Linked DNA regions of Homo sapiens: region 1 is linked to region 2. Evidence: chromatin loops called from intact Hi-C (ENCODE). Cell type or tissue: lower leg skin. All regions are shown on one strand. Each heading gives the region's core, and the rest is flanking DNA. Links, peaks and the distances in the headings are about the cores only. Region 1 has its middle 67 kb from the start of LINC00867. Region 2 has its middle 39 kb from the start of EMX2.

The links. Peaks named below come from ENCODE experiments on the same cell type or tissue, not always from the same donor. Only the 100,000 strongest peaks of a DNase experiment are listed, where the experiment ranks them.
Region 1: it touches region 2 in a loop (4-fold over the local background); 50 of 110 quality-filtered maps call a loop at or near these places.

Annotation. Positions count from the first base shown.
Region 1 is chr10:118,420,376-118,428,715 of GRCh38, reverse strand. No RefSeq gene overlaps it. Among named protein-coding and RNA genes, the nearest start is that of LINC00867, 67 kb to the right of the region's middle. In lower leg skin, for the core only: no CTCF peak of the experiment used is centred there; a DNase peak (open chromatin) is centred at 4,705.
Region 2 is chr10:117,499,402-117,507,741 of GRCh38, reverse strand. It overlaps EMX2OS. Among named protein-coding and RNA genes, the nearest start is that of EMX2, 39 kb to the left of the region's middle. In lower leg skin, for the core only: no CTCF peak of the experiment used is centred there; DNase peaks (open chromatin) are centred at 2,931, 4,341, 5,121, 5,851 and 2 weaker places.

The sequences.
Region 1 (8,340 bases), core at 118-8,117, 920 kb before region 2:
TTGGTTAGGTTTTTTTTTTCTTTTAATAATTTATCAAAATTTCTGTTACAATGCTGAACATATGTACCCTATAAACATGCATTTGAATCAAGAAACATGTTAACTAAGAAAAGATCATCAGAAAAGATTCATCATAATTCTGATTTACTTCAAGAGGTGATACCAACATTGATCCATCAATAACTCCTAAAGGAGATTTTCTGAGATTATTTTCCCTAGGCCTTAGTAAGGGACCAGTTCTGAGAGCAAACTGGGACCTTGGTCAAAGGCTTGGCCAGGAACAGTGTCACATGTACAGTTATACCACACTAGGGTATTTTCTTACAAGGCCATTTAAAACTAACTAATATGTGAGAAATAGCTAAAATCTTGGAGCTGTCTTGCCTAATTGAAGTGCCTTTTTTTTCTAAGATGGTACTGTGTTGCCAATACCCAGACATCCAACTCAGAGGAGGAAACAGAAGACGTAAAGATGATAGCTTAGTGCTCAGCTTGGATGGAGAGTGTAACTTAGAGAAAAGGCTGTATCCTCACCTTGAAAGTGCTCTGTTATAAAGAAATCAGTCAGCTTTATGCTGGCAATGCCCCAGCTCTGTATTAACTTCCAGATTAATGTCAGATCATACCCCAGGAATTATTCATGAAGCCCCTCCGTACAATGTAATTGCAGATTTTGGCATCCAGAGTGAAGTCTCATTGTTTTATAGATTAGCTTCTCTTCCTGTACTGCGGAAGAGACAATGATCTGACACAACTTAGTCTAGGGGGAAAAGGAGTTCATGTTATTTCACATGAAAAAGCGTTTGTCAAGTGAGAGTTCCTCGGTCTCACTTTCACTCCGCCTTGAGAATGGGAACCCGTGGCCACACTGAGAGGAGATGGCTCTGGACCCATGAATGGTGACTTTCATTGCAGATCTTTCCCAAGTGAATGGAATGGCTCTTTATCTATGCTTAAGAATTAGTTTTACCAAACCAAAGCTCTACTAATCTCTGCTACAACATCACCAAATGTAATTTATGCATGTGGATGAAGAAACCTACTGGTTTCCAGGGAAGGGTACCAACCAGCAAACTATCTAACTACAAGGAATCATTAGAGACTAGTCAATGTAATCAAAATTTAATACATTGCAAAAAAGATTCAATATTTTTCTGCAAATGTCAAGTTACCTTGGGGATCAGCACCCCTTAATTATGAGATCTTAGACTCTAAGATCCCTCAGACTGTGACTTATAAATGTGAAGAACAGCAGCTTGTTTCTTAAGTGGAGTTTGCTCATTTTACCACGTTTATAACGAAGATAATAATCTTGAGCCAATCATTGTGGGTCCAGTTGGTACATGGGTAGTTTGCTTTCTGTGGGATAAGTATGTGTGTGTGTGCTCATGAACGTGCATCTACAGATATGTTGTATGTGTGTTTACTATATATATACACATATGTGAATATACATGTATATATAACTTTTGTATACAAATAAATATATTCATCTGGATCATTTAATCTGACAATTTAAATATTTGAGCAATAATATTCTCATATGTCTCATCTCTACTTGACTGTATGTTTATAACTTTGACTTGAGCATGATTAGTTACTGAGAAAAAAGATTAAGGGAGTGAGAAAAAGCAACAAGAGTTTAAGTACAGCAATTTTGAAAAACTGTATGGAGGCTCCTAAAAAAGAAACTAAAAATAGAATTACCATATGATCCAGTAATCCCAGTTCTGGGTATTTTCCCAAAAGATTTGAAGTCAGCTTGTCAAAGAAGTGTCTGCACTCCCATGGCCTCTGCAGCACTAGTCACAATAGCCAAGTTATAGAATCAACCCGTGTCCACAGCAGATGAATGAATAAAGAGCATGTGGTATGTATACACAATGGAATACTATTTAGCCTTAAAAAAGAAGGGAATTCTGACATTTGCAACAGCATTTGGAGAGCCTTATGCTAACTGGAATAAGCCAAGCACTGGAAGACAAATACTTCATGTTCTCATTTATAGGTAAAATTGAAAACAATTGAATTCATAGAAGCACAGAGTAGAATGGTGGTTACAGAGGCTGGGGAGTGAGAGGAAAGGGGAGATAATGGTTGGAGGCTACAAAATCTCAGACAGGAGGAATATAGTGTTCTTTTTAGTTCTATTGCACAGTGTGGTGAATATAGTTAATAAGAGAGTATTGTACATTTTAAAATTGCTAAAAGAGTATATTTCAAATGTTCTCACCACAAAAAGTGTTAAGTATTTGAGGTGATGGGTATGTGAACTAGCTTGATTTAATTCCACATTGTATTCATAAATCATAACATCATTTTGTACCCCATAAATCTATACAATTATAAGTTATCAATTTGCAATAAAAAGGAGTAGAAGGTAGGTTACTAAAAATAGTTTCACACACAGTGATGAAGAACAGGCCATCATCATGGGCTTGTTCTGTGACCTGTGAATTAACCTCAGGTTGTTTTCCTCCATGGAAATTCATTAAAGAAAGATGGAATCCAGTATACAGTAGATTCCAATAATAATTTAACTTGAAGTTTCATAGAGATATGATTTATCGTGGCCTGATGAACAAGATGTAGTTATTTCCCTCTTATATCACTTCAGCTATTTGGGAAATTGGATAAGAGAGAAGATTCATTATATACAGTATACACTGTGTATATCTGTATCTTATACCTACAGATGCTCCACTTTTTAACAGAGAAAAAATATCTTCTGGCATATCTGCAATATCCCGAGTTGCTCTTCAGCAACCCTTAAGAGTGTTTGAGTTAGTACCTACGAACCCACTTTAATTCTGAGAACCCTTCAAGAATATTCTGCACCGCTGTGGCGTGGAGTTTTATCGAGCACTGTATGAAATAGAAAATGCATTTTCTATTTCATAAAGATGAAACTTTGAGCATAAGGATGTGATGTTTTGCTCTGTGTATTACTGAATTGGCACTGCAACTCCTATGTTATTTTTTGTGGGCAATTATATCCTTTCTATTTGTGGATTTTCCTAAATACAAAGTCTCTGGACCCTGGATAATGAGGACTTTATATCTCTTCTGTCATTCTTTTAGATTGTGACATTTTCCAGCACAGAGATCTCTCCATACAAAGGAATCTTTTGTAAAATTAGGAAGTGGGAATTCCAGGTGAGGTTTTGCATTTTATATGGTCATTTTAGACCATTCTTCACCTTTAATTGCTTGTTTACTGTGTTTTCCCCGTCAGTCTGCAAGCTCCACATTGTAGAGACCATGTCTGTCTTATTTATATCTGCATCTTCTCTACTCAGCCTCTGATCTGTAGGGTGGGGGCACATTAAATATTTGTTGAGTAGATGAATAAGTAGTCTCCATGTTAATGTGTGTCTACTACATAAAAACTATTTTAACTATTAGCCTTCTTTTATGAAGGCCAACAAGGAAGATATCAATAATTCCTGCAAAGCTAGCCCCTTTTCTCAAGAATCAGAATTTATAATACTATTGGTCTTATATGGGTTAACTATAACAACCTTGGGAGACAAATAGTATTATAATATATATAGAGTATATGTATAACTATATATAGGGCTAATCATAACAATCCATATAATATATATATAAACTATATATGTGTGTGTTATATATACAACACACATATATATTAATTATATTAATATATATTGACTATAATATTAATTATAGTCAATATATATTATAGTTAATATTATAGTTATATAACTATAATTATATTATAGTTTATATATTAATATAATATATATGTGTGTTGTATATATAACACACATATATAGTTACCATATAGTTAACCTATTCATATATAGTTTTATATATGTTAACATATAAAACATTCATATATACAGTTCATATAAACATTCATATAAAACATATAAACATTCATATATACAGTTTTATATATGTTAACATATATAAATAGTTATATATGTTAACTATATATAAATACACTTATCTTTGTTAACTATGTATACAGTTTTATATATAGTTAACCCATATATATACAGTTATATATGTTAACTATATATAAATACAGTTATATATGTATACAGATATAACTCTGAGTGTGTGTGTGTGTGTGTATATATATATATATATATATATGTTAACTATAACAACCACAGGAGACAAATAGTATTATAACTTCATATTACAGAAGAGGAAGCTCAAGCTTGGAGAGGTTATTTAACTTGTGCAAGGTCTCAGAGTTAATAACAGTCAGAGAAGTGTTTATACCCAGGCAGTCTGTTTTCACGGTCTTAACCCTCATCATATTCTGCTTCTTCGTGTTGTGAGAATATTAGAATAATTATTCTGATTTAGCATTATTTTATTTCCTTGTTGCCAGGTCATTAGTGCCAGGGCAGGGGCACATATAGCATTTGATTGTCAGAGAGAGATGTTAGAATCCTTCATGGTTTTCACTGACAAATTCTCTGTTTTTTTCCAAACACATAGGCAGAATAAACTGGTACACCTGTATATCTGGAGAGAAGAAAGTGTATTTCTAAAAATCTCTGAAAAAAAAGAAAAATTTATTTTATAAAATCCCAAAATGATTTCCCGTGGCTTAGTGACAAACCCATCCATCTTAAGGGGAAACCTTTCGGCTGTTTGTGGGCCACTTCGTAAGCAGACGTCGGTCCATCCAGCAGAGGGCGGACGAGGTAGCAAAAACCTCCAGGTTTCCAGCTGTGCAGCCCGGGCTCTTAGGCAACTCTGGAGACTTCAAAGCCACCGGCTGAGGATGCTGTGCAAGATGGTTGCCGCCAGGGTGTTAGCACAGGAAGAAAGGGTACTGTTTCTACTGGAATAAAAATAGACAATGAGAAGCCCTTGATAGAAAGAATTGGCGTGTCTCTACTCGGGACAATGTGTGCGTGAGAAAATGTGGTGCTTGTGTGTTACATTTAGAATCAAAACAGAGTTGACTCCAAGGACACTTTGGCGGAGACCTGGATTCCATTTTCATTAAGGAAAATGAGGTTGGAGTGCAGCAGGGTGAAAGGATGCTGATGCGAAATCACACAGTTTAGAGGACGTCTAATCTCTTCAGCAATAAAATGGATGAAAAGACTTTTTTTAATTTTTTTATTTTATCACTATTTTCACAATAAGTGGTGGTGAGATCAGGGGATTCAGACCAATTCTCCCAAGGAGACCAAACATGGCGCCCTCCGCTGCCATTCTTAGATCTGTGACGTCTCCCTCTCCAGGCATTCTTGCCTCATGATACTGTTGTGAGCACTCCGGAGGGCCAGGATTACTGAAGTCAGCCTCTGCTACCTTCACAGAAAACAGTCTTCAAAACCATTAATTCTGTGCTGGGGTTATACAGTGTTATCTTAGGGAACTCTTTTGAACTCAAAGTTATTTTGAAAACATGTGGTGTGTGTCCTATAGTGTGAGACAAAACTAGAAATTCAAAATATTCTGGTGAGCTCTCAGGGATGACCTGTGAAAGCCATGATAACTCCATGCAGATAGGGACTCGCCGACTCCTCAGCCCTGTGTCACATGCCCTTTCTTCCAGAGCGTTCCTTTGAATATATTGTGGATAACACTGATTACCAGGCCTTCAGAACAGGGTGATGGGTGCAATAGAACATTTTGCAAGCTTTCCCCTCACCATATTTAATTTTTGCAGTTGTACAACACGGAATGAGAAAAAGGCTGTTGTTTTCTCATTTTGACAATAATGTAGCTACAAAAACAATAATAAATAAATAAAATATGCTCTCGGCTAGAAATCAGTGGGCTTAATTTCAGGGCAATACCAGTTTCTGTGGCTGGGTTATCAGCACTGCATGTTTATAATGGAATTACTAGCAGCTTCCTCAGCAGCGGTGGGCAAAGGGCTTGCACTTAGAAAACACACAGAATTGGAATCTGACAGTCAAGTGTCTCTGTAGCCCCTGATATCATGATTTGTGCTTTCTTCACTGAGGCAGGTGAACTCTTCATCTCAAAGTTATTACGTTTAGCCCTCGCCAGAATGGACGCAGCCAGGAGCTGATCTGTCTTTCAAAGGGCAAGATTCCTTTCTGTGCAGAAAAATAGAGGCAGCGGCCGGAAACTTCAATCAGCGCTTTCAGATTCCAAAACTATGACACTGTCACACTGGTGTCATTAAAGCTAACTAACCATATTAAACGAATATTAAAATATGGGCTCCTTTGCATAACATAATGAGCAAAACCGCTTTTAAGTTTCTCCCTGTGCTTTGAGGTGAGGTGGCATTTACATTCCCGAACTTTGAAGTCAGAACAAAATGTACAGGTAGAGGGTACTAGATCAAATAATAATCAACTTCAAAAAGCATTTTGGCTGTTGGATGTCCCAGGGCTAATTTCCTGTAGACATTTTAAATGTAAATGTCTAAACTCATTTAAAAATTGTAAATTGGTCTAGGTTCAATCAAAAAGCATCCTGACGCAGAACAGGGAGACTAGGCTAATTGTCATTTGTTTGTCAAATGAATTCCATTTGGAAAGCAATGAAACCTCCAAGCTAATTCTTTTAAGGTGAGCTGGTAGTTGTATTATCAGTTAAATGCAGTAAAATGCGTAATCATATGATGATAATGAAAACTGAACCTGTGTTAGCGCCGGGGCTCTGCCTGCCACGGGGCATAGAGTGATGAAATTTAAGTACTGTAATGTTGCCTTGGCCACAATGGTACCAAGTCTGGTCTTTAGCCTTACAGACACTTTCTTTGCATTTTAAAAAACTTTATCAAAGCACCGTGGCAATATAGAACATGTCAAAGTGAAATGCACTGTAGGCAAATTGAGATTTCATTAAGTTTAAATTTATTGCTTTTGACTGATGTATTACCATGCTTGTTAAGAACCAGTAATTTGGAATATCTGTCTGCCTGGTAAAATAGCTTTGTCTCCTTGCGTATTACTTTGTATATACTTTGAAAGACCACAATAATTCAGAGTGAGCGTGGGCTGTTTTTTTAGTAATGTTTGGAAAATTGTAAGGCATCTGGCCTTGTGCTCTGACAAACTTCCACATACTTCATCAAGGTATTGGAGGTTAATTGTAGAACTCTCATTTATGGGACTTCTGTGAATCTTGCCAAACTGTATGATGCGTGCAAAAGTGGAGAATTGGAAACGTCGCTTCTGCTGATCTGTTTCTTCTTCATACTCATGAAATGGGCATAGATGTGTGATGAAAGATGAATAATGATGAAGGATGTGCCATGTTCAGTCAACAGAGAAACGGAGCTATAGCGGTTTGGGGAAGGCAGAGGATATAGTTCAACCGAGATATTTTACAAATAAGGAAAGAGAGACCCAGAGGTTACGTAGCCCTGGCAGAAGTGGACGAGAACCCAGGATGCCCTGTAGCATTCACGTCTCAGCCTTGATGTCACCTGCTCAGAAAGGTCTTCCTTCGCAGTTCTGGACTTGGGTCATTTTCTACCAGTGTTGTGGGTCTCTAACACAGCAGATGGCAACATTTCTATGTAAAGGGACGCACAGTAGGCCAAGAGGCAAAATTGACGATACCATGTAAGTACTTAAATGACAACAGAGAAAACAAATTAGCACAATTTTTAAAAAAAGGAAACTCAAAATAGGACAATTAAGCATAATTTTTTTTGTAATGTAGGTCTATGAATGAGAAGACACATTCCACTTGTTGGGGTTCAAGTATAAAAGCCATTCTTAGCTTATGGGCCATAGAAAAACAGGCAGTGGGCTGGCTTTGTCTGTAGGCCATAGTTCGCAGACGCCTGTTTTGTCACGTTACACTGCTTAGTTTTCTCCAGTGGACACAATCACCTTCTGATTGTTTACTGGCTTAATTGTCAGCCTTCCCACAGTAGAAAAGGCAGGTCCTGAGAACAGAGGCTTCGTCTGTTCAGTTTGCCCCTGTGTCTCCAGCTCCTGGAATAATAATAGGTGCCACAGTCCCATGCCTGGTGCATTAGATGGTTGTTATTCAGTTGGTGTTCTATTAATATAGAGAGAATCTAGATCCTGCCACCAAACCGAATAGATAACATAAGTGAACTACCAAAGGAATAGGAGAGGCTCCTTGTTCGTTTAGCACTTCTCACTTACCTTTTTAATTTAATTTAATTAATTTGTTTTATTATATTTTACATTCTAGGGTACTTGTGCACAACATGCAGGTTTGTTACATATGTATACATGTGTCATGTTGGTGTGCTGCACCCATTAACTCGTCATTTACATTAGGTATTTCTCCTAATGCTATCCCTGTCTCCTTCCCCCACCCTACTACAGGCCCTGGTGTGTGATATTCCCCGCCCTGTGTCCAAGTGTCCTCATTGTTCAA
Region 2 (8,340 bases), core at 79-8,078:
TGTCTGGCTTCTTTCATTCAACGTAATGTCTTCCACGTTCGTCCACATGGTACTGTGTATCAGCGCTTCATTTATTTTTATGGGTGAATAATATTCCATCTCATTGATAGACCACATTTTCTTCATCCATTCATCAGCTGATGGAGATTGTGGAGATAATATTTTCTTGGTACTTTGTGCCAGTCCCTGTTCTAAGTGCTTTATCTCATTGAATCCTCACAACAACCTTGTGAGTTAGGTGCTTTTTGTTACTGCTATTTTACAGAGAAGGAAATAGGAGATGTTATCTAACTTGTCCAAAATCACACATCTAGTGAAGATCTGGTTGGCCACTGAGTGTAATTCCCAGAGGCACACAGTCCTCTTTTGAGTTGTGTCTTCAGGGTAATGCATATGCACCTCAGCCTGCTCGTTTATCCGTAAGTGGAATCAGAAATGGCACAGGGAGGGGCGAGGCATGGTGGCTCCCACCTGTAATCCCAGCACTGTGGGAGGCCGAGGTGGGTGGATGACCCGAGGTCAGGAGTTCGAGACTAGCCTGGCCAACATGGCAAAACCGTGTCTCTACTAAAAACACAAAAAAAATTAGCCAGTTGTGGTGATGGGTGCCTGTAATCCCAGCTACTCAGGAGGCTGAGGCAGGAGAATCACTTGAACCTGGAAGGGGGAGATTGCAGTGGGCTAAGATTATGACACTGCACTCCAGCCTGGGTGACAGAGCCAGACTCCATCAAAAAAAAAAAAAAGGCACACAGAGGACCTCCTCTCTTCATTACCTGACCCGCAACTTGGCTCCTTCTCTGGACTGTCCAATCACCCACTCAGGAACATTCTGGAAAACCACTTCTGTAATATAAGCATCTTCTTTCAACAAATGATGTTGGTCAACAAACCCCCTCAAGGGGCAGTATTTGGGCCCTGTAAAATCCTCAGTATCTGGGACCTCACTCGTCCAATATTTGTGATCTTTTCAAGAAGTTGGGCTGGGCTAGAGTTTGATTCAGTTAGCAAAATTTTCTTTTTAGATAATGGAAATTCATAGTATACACAGGATTGTAGAAGGAAGGTTTAAACAAAGTGTTTTCAAGCCTCCTCAAAAATAGCAGGAGTACCAGGATCAACCCCAGGGCTGAGAGGCAAGTTGCACACGATACTTGTCTATTCTTTAAGCAGGCCCCCTAAAGACCCCACAGGCACCCCTGCCAATGGGATAGTGAAAACGCTTTTCATACTGAAAGGGCCATGACTGCCTCCCTTCAAAATATGTTGGATTTCAGACTCACCCTCTGATTCTCTGAACCTAAGTCCTGGTACTCAGTCTTATTCTTCTATGGAAAAGCTTTTCTCCACCAATCAGATATTCAACAGAACTAAGTAGTGAGCCACAAAATCCCCCTTGAGCTACGTCAGGCTGAGAAACATTGAAGATTAGGTCCTAGCAAGGGAGCAGCAGGAAAGAGCTCTGGAGGGAACTTCTGAACTTGAAGCCTCCTTCTTCCTTTCACAAAATCCTGTTATTCTTTCCACAGAGAAATTCCGCCCAGCTGAAAAGTCTGAGGGCCGGGGTGAGAGCCCTGCAGCCGAGACAAGCCCTCAATACCTTAAGCCTATTGAGTCCTGGTTGCCTTTGATCTAGGCATTTCCTGTGGTCCAGCCAGTGAGAGAATGAGGAGTGTCTACTGATGCCAGTATTTCCAAAATGAAAACTTCTACTTCTTTCTAGAATCTTAGACCCTGGATTGTAACAGATCATGGGCTCAGGCTGCCCCACTCCATCCTGGTTTGGGGTTAATTATGTTAAAGTCACAAAGATTTCAATTTTCTGCCGCCTTCAAAAGGATGCCTTTTATCCTGTCTGCAGAGCAGCTTCGGTGACGTTCTATTGCAGGGAGGGGGTGACAGCAGAGACCCAGCAAAATAGAGAGGTTTCTGATCCACTGCACCCTGGCTTGGACCAGCCCCACTGGTGTGGATGCTGAAAATACCGGGCAGAGAAAGCCAGAGATCTGAGGCTGGGTACTGACCTTCTCTGACTGCTTTTGTAGCTGACTTATTCTATCTGGGCCCCTGTTTCTCCCTCCACAAAATGAAACATTCAACTGAAAGGGACTGCAAACTGCTTTCAACTATTTTTGCTAATTCTAATCTATTGGTAGAGGCTGCGTAGAGTTCTGTATTGAGGATTTTGAGGCTTAGTAGAAGAGAGAGCTGGGATCAATTAGCAATGTCTGCTGTGAGGAAGGGAAAGAGAGCAGTGACACATTTACTTACCATATATTTGCCACTCTTGACATTGACATCCATAGTCTTCTTTGGCTCAGATCTTGTGTGCTTTTATGATTCCTCTCACCTGTACTGTTTTCTTTGCCCTTTGCAAAGACCTCTCTCAGGGGCTGTTGCCACCTCCCCCGACCAGGAATTGACAGTGGTCTAGAGATGATTGCTTATAGGGTTGGGTCACGTAAGTTAGAGGCAACCAAGGCCAGAGGAGGCCAGAGCTTTCCTTGAGACTAGAGATAAGCCTAAAGGAGAGTGTTTCTCTAATCAGCACTGAACTGAAACCTACAGGGATAAAGCATAGCCAATGTGGATAACCCCTTCCAAGATCACCCACCACTAGATAAATGTAAGGCGTGGCCTCCATCTGTCTGCTGTAGGCACGGAGGACTGAGAAAGCAAAATTCCGCTGGAAAAAGTGAAAAGAATTTTGAGCTGAGGGCTGCTGGGAATGGGGCCGTCTCCCAGTCTATAAAGTGGTGATGGCGACAGTACCTCCCGCAAGGGTCATTGTGATGATGTAATGAGATAATGCATTCAAAATGCTCAACACAGTGCCTGGCACTCAGTAATCAATGCCTAAGCAAAGCGATCCAGTAGTTCACGGTATTATCCTCTGGGCTCACTCTTTGGTGGCACTGGGCCTGAGGATATTAAATCTCTTCTGAAACCGGCCCTCCCATCGGCAGGGCGGGAGCTTGCTATCTCACCACTGAGGCCCCGCGTTCACCAGTTCCAATAATACGATTAGTAATTTTTCATTCCTGAGATGTCTACCCATGGGTGGGTGCATGTGTGCATGTGTGAGTGTATATGTGCCTTTCAGAGAAGGGGAAAATCCATACTCTCTCTTCTGACTGAATTAATCAAATAAATCTTCTATAAGGAGCTGCTAAATGAATTACAGATGGCTCTGCCCTTTTACAGGTTGCAGAAAGCACCCGTTACAGTTCTTTTAATTTATCAGAGGAAAAAAGATGCCCTCGTGTGCCCCTTCCCTCTTGCAATAATAATCAGAACCAGTCTATTTTCCAAGGGTCCGAGACTCATTTTCAAAAAATGTGTATCCATAGATGTAACAGCGGGAAGATTATTTTGCCAAGTTCCAGCCTCCAGCATGGGGAAGGTGCCCTGGCTGGGGAGAGCGTTTATAAAACCACATTTAATAAAAGAGAGTGTTATATTAAGTATGTTTGCTAGTGTATATAAGCATATGGTTTCCATATCAGGCCTAAAGATGCCAAACACATGCTTTACCTTCTTCCTAACCTTTCCTAGAAACGTCCTTTCTAGGGGGTGGTGGGATGGCAGGAATTTTTGTAGATGTGAGTGTGTTGTTTTGTTTTGTTTTTTACAACTCTGGCTCACATGGAAAAGCACCGAGGAATGTTCAGAAAACATGTGAAGACTCTGCCTTTTCTACTTATGTAATTAGCCCAAGAAACTCGCCTTGCTTACTTTCTTCAAGTGTCCCAACATTCTACCCGAGCTCCCTTGCCAAGACGCTAGGGGCTGGCTGATTTTAAAGTGCGAATCAATTTCTGCTGCAAAGAACTTGAGCTCCTGGATTTTAGACATGAACTCTTTGGTAAAAGCAAGAGCTCCAAGAATGGCTGCCCAGCTTTGTGTCCACATGAGTCCCTGCTTTCAGGAACCCATCCAACTATTTTCTGCCCACAGATCCCCTTTTGGTACCTGGGCTGAGCATTAGGGGTTTTATCCTTTTTCCTGTAGGTCAGAGGCAACCGGCTATGGCCCTGCAGGCATGGGGTCCCGGGAAAGGCAGCTTGAATGGGTCTCCATGGCCCCCCACCATAAAACAATCCCCAAATTCTGAGATCATCCCGGAAGCCAAAATGCCAAACTAGGAAGGGGGTTGAGGAGGGGCCTCTGCAGGGAAGCCGCCCAGCCCACCCCCCACACCAGCAAGCAGATTTGCCTAGGCGAGTTATAAATCTACTGGTACCATTTCTTTTTCGTCACTTGCCTAATCCTGTGCCCTTCGTTTCATGTGCTGTAATTATTAACATCTGCTTTCTGAGCCTGGACCGCATGGAGTTTGCAAAGGCAGTTTTTAGTCCAGAACAATGGTGACAGCTGTTTCATTTAGCCTCGGGCCAGCACTTCCTGTTCAGTCTGCATCTGCCCTCCTGTGTCCAATTTCTGTTTCGGGGTTTTGTGTTTTGTTTTCTATTTTTTTTCCCTTCATCTGACCTTGCTATATGTTTAAGAAGAATTTCTAACTTAGCACTGCAGCTAGGATTTCTAGCACATATGCTTATTACATTGGCGACAGCCAGAGAGAGACAGGAGAAAGCCCAGATTGTCTCCAGCAGCTAACAGTGTGGAGGGCAGGGACAGAAGGGAGGGCTGGCTGGGGACCCGGGAACCAGGCTCAAAAGAAATTCTTGGGGCTTGGAGGTGGGGACTTGTGTGACCTCTCTAGAACTTAGACACAGGAAAGACGGGCCCAGCTCATCTGTGCCCAGGCCTGGGGTCATCTCCATGGCTTATTTGGCAAGGGGTCACCCAAACATCCCATGAGGAAGCCCACGTGTGTGGGTGGCCACCAACATGCAAGGGCCCTGCTTCTTTGGAAGCCAAGCAAGTTGCAGAGACCCAGATTCACTTTTTCCCACGGAGTCACCAGCGTGCCATCAAAATCCCTTTTAATTTGCACTGGGAGATCCATAGAATGGGAAAAGGAAATGCTGTCAGTAGGAAAATAAAGGACTTCAGCTTTAAACAATCTGCCCAGACCCCTTCTGCATACCTGGCTGTGTGTGTCTGTGTGTGACCAAAGAGAAGGGAGACTGCAGCCCACTCCTGCACCCCCCGCCATCCACCCCACCCATTCTAACTCCATCTGATCCAGGCTCAGGGTCCCCAGCTCGGCTGGCATACAGATGTTGAGTTATTAGCCGAGACCCCACCACAAGCGCCAGGTTAGAGACCTCAAGATTTGTGAAAGCTGCCTTCAGGCATTGCTGGATATTTCTTGCCAAATAGGGCAAAAACCAATCTCTGCACAGATAACAACTTTCAGGAAGGTGTAAGTGTCCCACGAATGTGCCAAGCAGAGCTTGGGAGTCGGGGAGGGAACCATGAGTACTCAAATCAGGACACGTGGAGTCTGCGTCTGTGCCTTCTGTTGAATCTGGGGGTGTCAGGTTGGCAGAGACTCTGGAGATCCACTGCCCCACTTCTTTAGTTTTCCGAACAGGTGAAGAAACTGAGCATCAGAGAGAGGAAGTGACCATTCATCAGCTGTAGCTAGGTCTAGCTTGATTTTATCCAGAGAGAAGCACAGAAAGGTCAATCTGTGTCAGTTCTAGGATCTTGAGGTGTTTTTAGCATCTCGACATGAAGTGTCTCCTTCAGTCCTAGGCCCTGTCCACCCTTCTAAGTGGCTCACATGAAAATAACTCAAGACCTTACTCCCAGATGGAAAGAGTGGGGCAAGTCAGGGGGACCTCAGCAGCAGCCATCAGTGCTGAGGCACATGTCAAGCCCATGGCTCCTGGCCGCTGGAGGACTGCTGAACCCACCAGCTCCCAAGAGCAGAGTCAGTGCTGACCGGACACCACCTGAGGTTCTGGGTGGACAGTGGAGGGCCCATGTCCTCCAGAGGGCAGGCAGACAGAAGGGAGAGAGGCCATTGCCAGGGATGGGGGTGCAGAGCCGGGAAAGCCCAAACCCGAGGGCACTCGCCATTCCCAAACCTTGATTTGAGCCTGAAGTGGCCACGAGGCCTGACTCAGGTTGGCAGAGGCATCACAGGGCCGTTCCCTAAACTCCAGAACCACAGCCGGGCCTGCGCCTCTCCACCTGCTGGGAGCCTGCTCCAGACCCTGGGCTCCTCCCAGCCTGCCCGCCCAGGCCCCTGGCCCTGCCCCCATCCTCAACCCCTGGCCGCCCCCTCCACTCTTCCTTCCTTTTCTCACTCACTCTTTTTCTTCTTAAAGTTAATTGCAACTTTTTTTCTCAGCGCCTTGATCTGGATAAGCCACATCTCATTAGAAAAAGATTTAGCTGGAGCCAAAGCAGGCTAGAGAAGGAATCCCTAATCAACAGAGAAAAGATTTGGGTGTAATTGCTCTCTCCCGCCATTCTCACTCCCTCCCTCCTCCAATCTTTTTCTGCTCATTAATCTGAAAAGAAAGTTGCATTCTAATGTCTTGGTGTTCAAGTATCTGCCGCTGCATCAAACCAATTGAAGCACTTTGGGGCTTTTGAAGGGGGGTCTGTAAGGAGAGCTTTGGCTGTCGGGGTGCATGGGGGTAAAATATTTTGGTTGTTGGGGACTGTGTATGATGCACTTTGGTTGAAGGAGTAAAGCTGTTTGGGTGTGCATGTGGGTGTGTGTGCGAAGTGTTTTGGGTGTTGGAGTATGTGTGTGGACCCTTTGGTTGGGGTGTGTATGTGTGTAAAGCTCTGTGCGTGTGTATATTAAGTGCTTTGCTTATTGGGCAGATGTGTGAAGCCCTTCTGATTTCTGGGTTGCATGTGTAAAGTACTTTGGTCATTGGGTGCATGTGTGTAAAGGTTGTTGTGGTGTGTGGAGTGCTTGGTTGTTGGGGTGGGCGTTGTGCGTTTGTAGGTGTAAAGGGCTTTTGGGATTGGATGTGGATAGGTGAAGTGGCTCATTTGTTAGTATGTGGGTATGAAGTGGTTTGGTTGTTGAGGGTTGCATGTGTAGTCCTTAGGTTGTGTGTGTGTGTGCATGCGTGCACGTGTGAGAGAGAAATGCTGTGGTGCTGTGTTTGCTGGGTGCTTTCCTCTCGCCCAAGTTAAACCCTGACAGATGCTTAAGTGGTGATACATGGAAAACGAATTTCGGAGCAAACCAACTTCCCAGGCAGGGACCCTGGATCCTCTAACACCCAGCAATGAAATGGTACAGCATTTTCAGGCTCTCTCTTCAGAACTGGGAAATTTTTTACAATGACCATTTATCATTGGTGGGGGTAGGGAAGGATATTTGAATTAGTTTTTTTTTTTACTGAAAAAATTAATTCACGTTCAAAATGAAAAAAAAAAAGCAGGAATACATACTCCTGGTAAAATGGGAATATTACAAGGGGCTAGAGAATGAAAAGTCAAGCTCTCTCGCACCGCTGTCCCCGGCTCCCCTTCCCAGTCACCCATTACCAGTAACTTTTGTGCCATCCCAAACACAGGTCACACATCCATGCTCCACGTTGGCCTATATTGTACACTATTCTGCACTTTGCTTTTTTCACTTCAGAGTACATCTCGGAGATTGTTCTCTATCAGCATAGATTTTATTCATATTGTATTTTTTAACTATAACATTGATTGGGGAAAAAAAGATGCCTCTATTCTGGACAAGCCAAAGTACTGGGAACCAGGTCTCTCCCTGTAAAATATAATAATGATACCCTGGTCTGATGCTGAGTCTCCTGTTTATTGCCTCATTTATTCCTCAGAAAACCCGGAGAAGGAGTTACCACCCCACTCATAGAGGAGGACACCAATGCAGAGAGAGGTTGGGTCACTCACCAAAGCCACACAGGATGTGGCAGAGCTGGAATGTGAACAAAGGCAGGCTGAATGCAGAGCTCTTGCCATCAACCTCTGCCTTCCAGAAAAAATAAAAAGGATGGAACTGCCTGGGAGCTGGGAGTGACGGGAGAGTTAGAGGGGCCTCTGCCACCCCCAGACCCACTGGAGAGCCCAGAGCCCTGTGTCTGAGCTACCCCACCTGCATTTGTCACTCTCCATGAGCCCCAGTGACCACTGCTGTCAGGAGAACCCAAGCAGACGCTGGCTCCCATCTCCCAGCCCAGGCCCCTGAGGGTGAAGCATGGTTTGAGCCTTTTCATGTTTCTCTGAGCACTGCCCATGCACAATTGCCCCCCTTACACCTGCTTATTATCAAATATAAGTCGCGGTCGCGGAGGTGGGGCACTCCTGTAATGAGGGTGTTTCCACTGAGGCCACAGAGTTGAGCTGGGTGCGGCAAGGTGAGGCTCTAAGCTGGCAAGCAAAGACAACATTCCACAGTGACCAGAGCCCTGAGCCCCAGGTTGCCACAATACC